Regions from separate parts of the Homo sapiens genome. Here region 2 is linked to region 1. A link is a contact called in ENCODE Hi-C or POLR2A ChIA-PET data. All regions are on one chromosome and are shown on one strand. Each heading gives the region's core, a stretch centred on a gene start or an enhancer-like site at or near the end of the contact. The rest is flanking DNA. Distances are from core to core; before and after follow the strand shown. Region 1 holds the start of CYYR1-AS1 (CYYR1 antisense RNA 1). Region 2 overlaps CYYR1-AS1 (CYYR1 antisense RNA 1).

The links. Hi-C counts contacts between places; a loop is a spot of excess contacts on that map. ChIA-PET counts read pairs that join two places held with the same protein, here RNA polymerase II (POLR2A).
Region 2: a loop to region 1 is called in a map of mammary epithelial cell, with 2.0 times the contacts of the local background. The contact joins the enhancer-like site here to the promoter of CYYR1-AS1 in region 1. A Hi-C loop is called at or near these places in 3 of 168 maps with a recorded cell type or tissue (Right ventricle myocardium inferior, endothelial cell of hepatic sinusoid and mammary epithelial cell). POLR2A ChIA-PET finds 5 or more read pairs at or near these places in 3 of 52 experiments (MCF 10A, T-cell and activated T-cell).

What each region holds. Positions count from the first base shown.
Region 1 is chr21:26,404,306-26,407,685 of GRCh38, forward strand. It overlaps CYYR1-AS1 (CYYR1 antisense RNA 1), which reads left to right and starts at 1,638. Exons shown (of 4, transcript NR_135515.1): 1 at 1,638-1,823.
Region 2 is chr21:26,447,693-26,451,072 of GRCh38, forward strand. All of the region lies in intron 1 of CYYR1-AS1 (CYYR1 antisense RNA 1), which reads left to right. Among named protein-coding and RNA genes, the nearest start is that of CYYR1-AS1, 43 kb to the left of the region's middle. Within about 2 kb of position 1,544, at least 4 of the 41 ENCODE cell types and tissues checked have a DNase peak (open chromatin) inside an H3K27ac peak, as active enhancers do; they include mammary epithelial cell, where a contact is called at or near this core.

The DNA of each region.
Region 1 (3,380 bases), core at 388-2,887:
AGATCCCTCCTTCCGTTTGCTCCTTTGCCCGCGACAACTCAAACCTCAATTTCACCTTCCTGCCTCCCTCCTAGATAAAAATTAGTAAGCTAATCAGTCACAAAAAGAAACCCCACCTTTTGACGGCCTCCAATCCAGGCCTGTTTCCAGCTTTCTTAAACCCTCCTACACAGATGCATATCCTTGTAGGAAGCGCCTCCCGACTTCCTTGAGAGGACCTGTATTTCCTCTGCTGTGTGTTTCTCCTGGGCTGCAGCAGGTTCAAGAACATAAACTCTTTCGCCCCAAGCTCTGTTCCTGCTGCTCTCTGCTCACTGGGCTGTGCAGACAGACAGTAGGGATGATGTGCCCCTCCTGAAGGAATTCAAAGTAAACACAAATTTAACATTGTGCAGGACAGGCCACAGGGACTATGAGCATGTTGGGTAGGCAGAACATTACCAGCTTGCAGGCCTTGCTGAAAGGCTCAAGACCTCAAGGCCTTGCCGAAAGAACCCTATTCTAAAATCTCTGACTTCTCCAACTCTCATCAGTTTTTCTCTCTCTTCTCCGACACCCTGAGAGTTGGGTATGAAGAAAGCAGCAAACATGTGCATTGTTCCTTAAGATGTACAATGCATGTTTACAACCCTTGCCTCGTTTAATTTTCATATCTGTAAGCTAGGTATAGTAGATCCAGTTTAAAGATGAGGAAACTGATCCTCAGAGACATAGGTGTTAGAACAACCTCACATCAATAAAGTGACCAACTTCATACAGTAATTAAGTAAAGAAATCAGGGTCTGAACTGAGTTTCCTGTGCTCTTTTTGCTAGACCACGATACCTAAACCTCCTGGGAGCAGGCAACTGAGCAAAAAGATGCTCTCCTATGCTCTCGGGTGTTTTATTTTCCTTCCCATCTAGACAATACCATCCTCAGTTAGAGACCACGTTATGTATTTCTCTGGCATCCTGCCTAGCTGGATCTAGTGGAATGCTGAGCACATAGCAGGCCCTCAGCAAGGAGTCACTGACTGATTGAAACTCATAAACCTTTCTCACAAGGAGACAGAGGGGAGAGGCTGTTTTAAAACAGAGGAACTTTTCTATCTTTGTTCCAGCATTGCAATACTAGAGGCTGTTGTTACTTTAATTCTTCAGGGTGCTCGGTATTAAAGCATTTTTCACACTTAGAAATGTTTATTTTCCTGTTATGGTTTCTGCATTGAAAAAGGTTGGGAAGTTCAAACTTCAGTTCCACGTACGTTTTTCTGAAGTTTCATGAATATTTAGAAAATGCATGTAGAACATGTGGCAGACACTGTGCTGTGTGGTCCATATCCCCCCTTTAAGGAAAGACTTGTTGTCCCAGCTGTTGTGAGTGTTGTTGGCACCAGCCTTCAGCCATCAGCTTCTCAGGCACTGCCTGAGCTACAGTGAGCTGCCTTGCCCAAGGGTGCACCCATTTCTGGAGTGGTCCAGATCCAGGGACTGCTCAGTGAAGATATAAAATCCTGGCCATCCTGGCCCAACTCAGGACAACACTGAAGGGGCAGGACTTCAGAGCTAGTCCTGGAGTTGGTTGAAGCTGTCGTTGAGTCAGCATCATGACTCAGCATTTTTCTGCTACATCCTGCTCCCTTTTTCTCCCTCCCTTAGGTGTCGAACCCAAGGGCTCTTCTCAGCAGAGTGTCTGCATGCCACACTCTGCTTTAGAGTCTGTTCCCTGGGGAACACAACCAGAGACTGAAATAATTGGTGGGCAGTGGGGAGCACAAAGGGCTGTTTTTGTTTCATGTGAAGACGATGAGCATGCTATGAACCCCGAAGAGCTGTTGTATAAGCAAGTAGAATGTGTTTGGCTGTGGTGTGGTAAAGCTGACTGTGTTACACAGAGAGTGGGTGGGTGTGTCTGTGGCTTTGCTCGGCGTTATTCATGCCTCTGCGCCCTTAGGGTGATAAATGGGTGGCTGCACAGGCTGGAGAAGGGCTCCTGAAGGACCCTCAGACATTCTCAGCATTTGCCCAGCGGCTGAATGTCTTTCCACGCCTTCTCCCCTTACAACTAAGTAGACAGCTTCCTTGCTTTTGTAATATTTGTGTAATCTTGATCATTTGCAATACGACGAATAGGGCAGATGTGCAACCTTACAGCTCTCATATTTTCTCCTAACATTGCTGGAAATTTCTGAACTTCTGATTGTGTTCATGACAAGACATTTTTCTTTCATTTTCACCTAAGTTCAAGCCTGGTTTATAAGGATTTTAGGTGGTCATTGGTTAACCCTGGGGATCCTTTATTCTTCCCTGGAACTAAGGTAGAGACCTTCCTCTAATGAGCATAGTTTTGGCTGTGATGTCCACAGGGGCAAGCAAGCACTCCATTTGCTGCTTTGAGTGTCCTGTCACTTAGATAAATTTCAGGGCAATCCTTGGCCCCAGGCCTTCCCCTGGAGTTTTCTTAGCAAGACTAATTTGATATATTACCTCCACAAATCCTATCAGCCCTACCCGGTTTAGGGCTGAGGGTGAAGATAGTTTATAGGGGCAATAACAACAGAAATGTCCTCTCTGAGACAGGCAAATAATTTCCTCTCTGCTCCAGTCCAGTACTATTTCCCTTAATCTTTTTAATGCCTGGGAAGCTCTTGCTTCCTTCCTCTGTCCTCAGAGCCAGTTTTCTCTCCTCAAGGTTAATACCCTGAAAAGCGAGCAAGCCTATTGTTTCTGCTTCTCTGGGCAGGCAGCACATTTTCTATAGTTTCATCTGTCTCTATATTAAAATGGCTTAGGGTTGAAACAAATGACTCATATTCACTGGTGGTCCAGGTTAAGTGAAGGCCCTAGGTTATCTCATCAAAGGGTTCTTTTTTTTTAAATTTTATTATTATTATACTTTAAGTTTTAGGGTACATGTGCACAATGTGCAGGTTTGTTACATACGTATACATGCACACGTATGTTTATTGCGGCACTATTCACAATAGCAAAGACTTGGAACCAACCCAAATGTCCAACAATGATAGACTGGATTAAGAAAATGTGGCACATATACACCATGAAATACTATGCAGCCATAAAAAAGGATGAGTTCATGTCCTTTGTAGGGACATGGATGAAGCTGGAAATCATCATTCTCAGCAAACTATCCCAAGGACGAAATACCAAACAAATTGTTCTTTAAGACAGAATCAAGCTGCTTATCCAAGCCTTACTGGCTTCTCTTCTCCCTGGGCAGGGATGCTAATTACCACCAGCCTACTTATCTGATTTGTGTCCTGGAATGGCCCAGTCCTCAGTATTTGTTGGCACCTGACTCAGCTGGGTTTCTGCTGGATTCTCCCTTCTCCCACAGGCCTGCAGGCTTCATATCTTACCCTTCTTCCTACACTGAGTAGCT
Region 2 (3,380 bases), core at 294-2,793, 43 kb after region 1:
AATAGGATGGGTCTTTTGACATAATCCTTAGAAAAAAATATATCTTTGGACCTTTTACTCAGGTGTCTGCTCATGCAGACACCGTTTTTCTTTTTAAAATTCACTATTCCTTAAAATACACCCTGAAAAAATACCTAGTTTCCAATAGCTATTTCTAATGAATACTAAATACTAGAATACTGAATTCTAGGACATTAAAACATTTCCTCTCAAGAAGCATTTGAGCCTTCCTCTTTTTAGTATAGATGGAAGCTTCTCTCTAATGGTGCCACATTGCACATTTGCAAACCTATGTTTCAGCAATGTCACATCTGTGATTGTTGGTACACACACCACACACACACACACATTCAAATCGCTGAAGTGGATTCAAAGAACCAATGGCCTTTAGGTCAAGGTTTCTAAAGCATCTTGTCCCAGGAATTTTAAGCATCTTGTCTCAGGAATTTTACATGTGAAAAAATTTACTCATCTCACACGTTCATGTTAGCAGTCTAATCTTCTAAGACCTCTGCAGGAAATAACTTACTACTATGTTTTGTGAACGTGAAGACTTTCTGAAAGAATCCATGCATGGCATTTTTGACTTTGCAAATAGAACATAATTCTTCAATGGCATGTCTGAACTAATCTGAGGATGTTAGCCTGAGGTTTCCTGTGTTTTATCAAGAGCAAAAAGAATATAGTTCACATTATGACAAGCATAGATATTAGCAGTGTCCAAGTTATTTTTGTGTTGTGTCCTCTTGGATTAGAATATTTATTCTGGTCATTGAAATATCAATAAATTCAGTCAAGAAAAATAATTAGAAGAATTTATTGTAACTGTATATATAATGCTTAAGGCAGTGTTTGTCAGCTTGACCCTATTGACATTTTGGGCCAGATTATTTTTTATTGTGGGAGCTGTCGGATCTTTAGCAGGATTCTCATGTCTACCGGCTAGACGCTGATATTTTCTCCCCAAGTTGAGACAACCAGAAATGCCCCCTGGACATCGCCAAACATCCTTTGGAAAGCAAAACACACACATTTTAGAATCACTAGCTTAAAGGAATATACACTGAGAAACATTGACTTAAGGCATGCTTTCTAGTCTCAGTATCAGCTGCAAAAATCGATGACGTACCCTGGGAATGAGGGGCTGTACCCCTGTTGAAATATGAGAATAATTTCTTACCATTTACCAGTTAGGTGCTATACTCAGTCCTCCAGATTCTTCTCCTACTCTACCCTGGCTCCTCCCCAGGGACCATTTTCCACCTCCCAACTATGCAGAAACTCCAGGACTAAGTCTGACGTGGCAAGGGGCCTCCAGAGTCTGTTAAACTTTCTATTACATTTTATCGTCTTACTCTGTATTAATTTTATTATTTATATTAACTCATTTTACTATCACCTTTTCAGACAAGCTAGAAGAACCTGTATTTATTGTGCCTCTCTATTCACAGTGGAGTCCTTGAGCAGAAAGTCAGATTACTCCCTTTTAGTTTGTTGTCTTTAATAGACAAATGAGAGTTGTTTCCCTGTTCCACACATCATCCCTCTTCTAAAATGACTGAGCATTCCTTACCACTGAACACATGTTGAAACATATCTGGCTTGCGTTTCCTTTTTAGAAGGGCTTGTTGTGAGAATCAATGGAAAAGTACCCAGAGAGAAATTGCTACACAAACTTACAATGTAAAAATAGCTCCAGCGGAGAGGATAACAAAAGCTTTGTCAAATTGCACATAATAGAGTCAATGATAGGCAGACGGTGCTTGGAACTGGTCCTCCTGATACTTCAGTCGTTCATTGGCAGGCTGCTCATGCTCCTTCACAGATTTAGAGATACTGAGGAATTTACTGCACAGTACCGTAGATCACAGCCTAAATCCTTATTTGTGGGGTTATGAGCATTTAAATATTTTCTTGTGGGTTCCGTGGATTTCACAGAATTCTGTTTTGTTTCAATCTGAAAAAAATCCTCCTCTGCTTATGCCTGTCATTAAGAATTACCAATTTTCTGAAACTCCCCCAATCAAGATTTCCCCTTAAAATACGTGAAAATAAATATTTTATATTAATTTACCTAGAGTAAATTAATGTCTTTTAAATAACTATTGATTTCTGATTATAAAATTTAATGGACTGTTTATTCAGAAAGCAATAAAAATTTCAAAACACACATAATAGTACCCTTTCATCCAACAACCCAGAGATAAAAGTATTCTGGATTTTATATATAGATGGAATTGCTGTTAAACGCAAAATGGGAGCACGCTATAAATCCTCTTTTTTTCTACTTAATATAAGTGGACATAAAGTAGTTTTGCGTGATTCACTTGTGGCAGCCGTATCGTATTTCACTGAATGCATGATCATTATGAGTTGATCCTTATGGATGCATGATTATGTTGATTTTGTCTTATGTCATATTTGACATAGCCGTTATGATTCTCATGCACACATCTTTGCATATTTGTACCATTATTTCTTGTAGACAATTTTCTCAAAGTGGGAGCATGGAATTAAAAGATTATGCACATCTTGCAATTTGGTGTATGTTACCAAGCTGCTCTCCAGGAAGAGCCGCCCAATTTACATTCTACTATGGCCTGAGTGCACCTGATCCTCATGTCTTCACTAGACACCTATATTTTAAAATAGATTTTCAATATATTAAGAAGGCTGTCAAAAGTTTTGAGGTCTTGAATTGATTTAGTTTGATTGTAGAAATTTGTGATTGTGTTTTCTGAAGCAATGATCATAAAATTAAATGTTTTTCCAGTAGAAATTGGTTTAACCCATTATAGAAAGTTGTCAGAGAGTCTGGATAAAGATGAGAGAGTGAATTATTTGTCTAGTTATTGACAAATAAGACGGTATCAATATGTCTTATGAGAATAGCATCAGCACTTTAACTGAACTGACTTTGGTATAAGTTTCTCCCATAGAAATTTGAATAAAGAGTGGGGATGGCGTTTAATGTATTGCATTATTTTTTATCACATTCAGCAACAAAGAAGAACCTTAGCCTGGCTTTGCCATGTTTCTTCTGATGGAGTTATTTTTGAATCCTTTTTCTCCATGTACTTTTTAGATGCCAGAGCCCAAGTGAAGCACAGTTTGGTCCTGAGTTTGATGTGAGATGGCATCCAAAAACTAGGCTGATAGCTTTCATTTAAGATATAGTGACTCCAGCCGGCATCTGGCCTTCTCCTCTGGTGGAGTGAGATCCAGCCTAGGCTAAATGACACACTAGACTTTTAACGTTTTTCTGTCCAAGGAAGCTTTTTCTGAGTAAATTGTAGCAAAAGACATATCAACACCTATAACTATTTCCTTTGGAAGCATCTACCCCTTGTGATTCTCTCTCCTTCTACTCCCTTCCATGA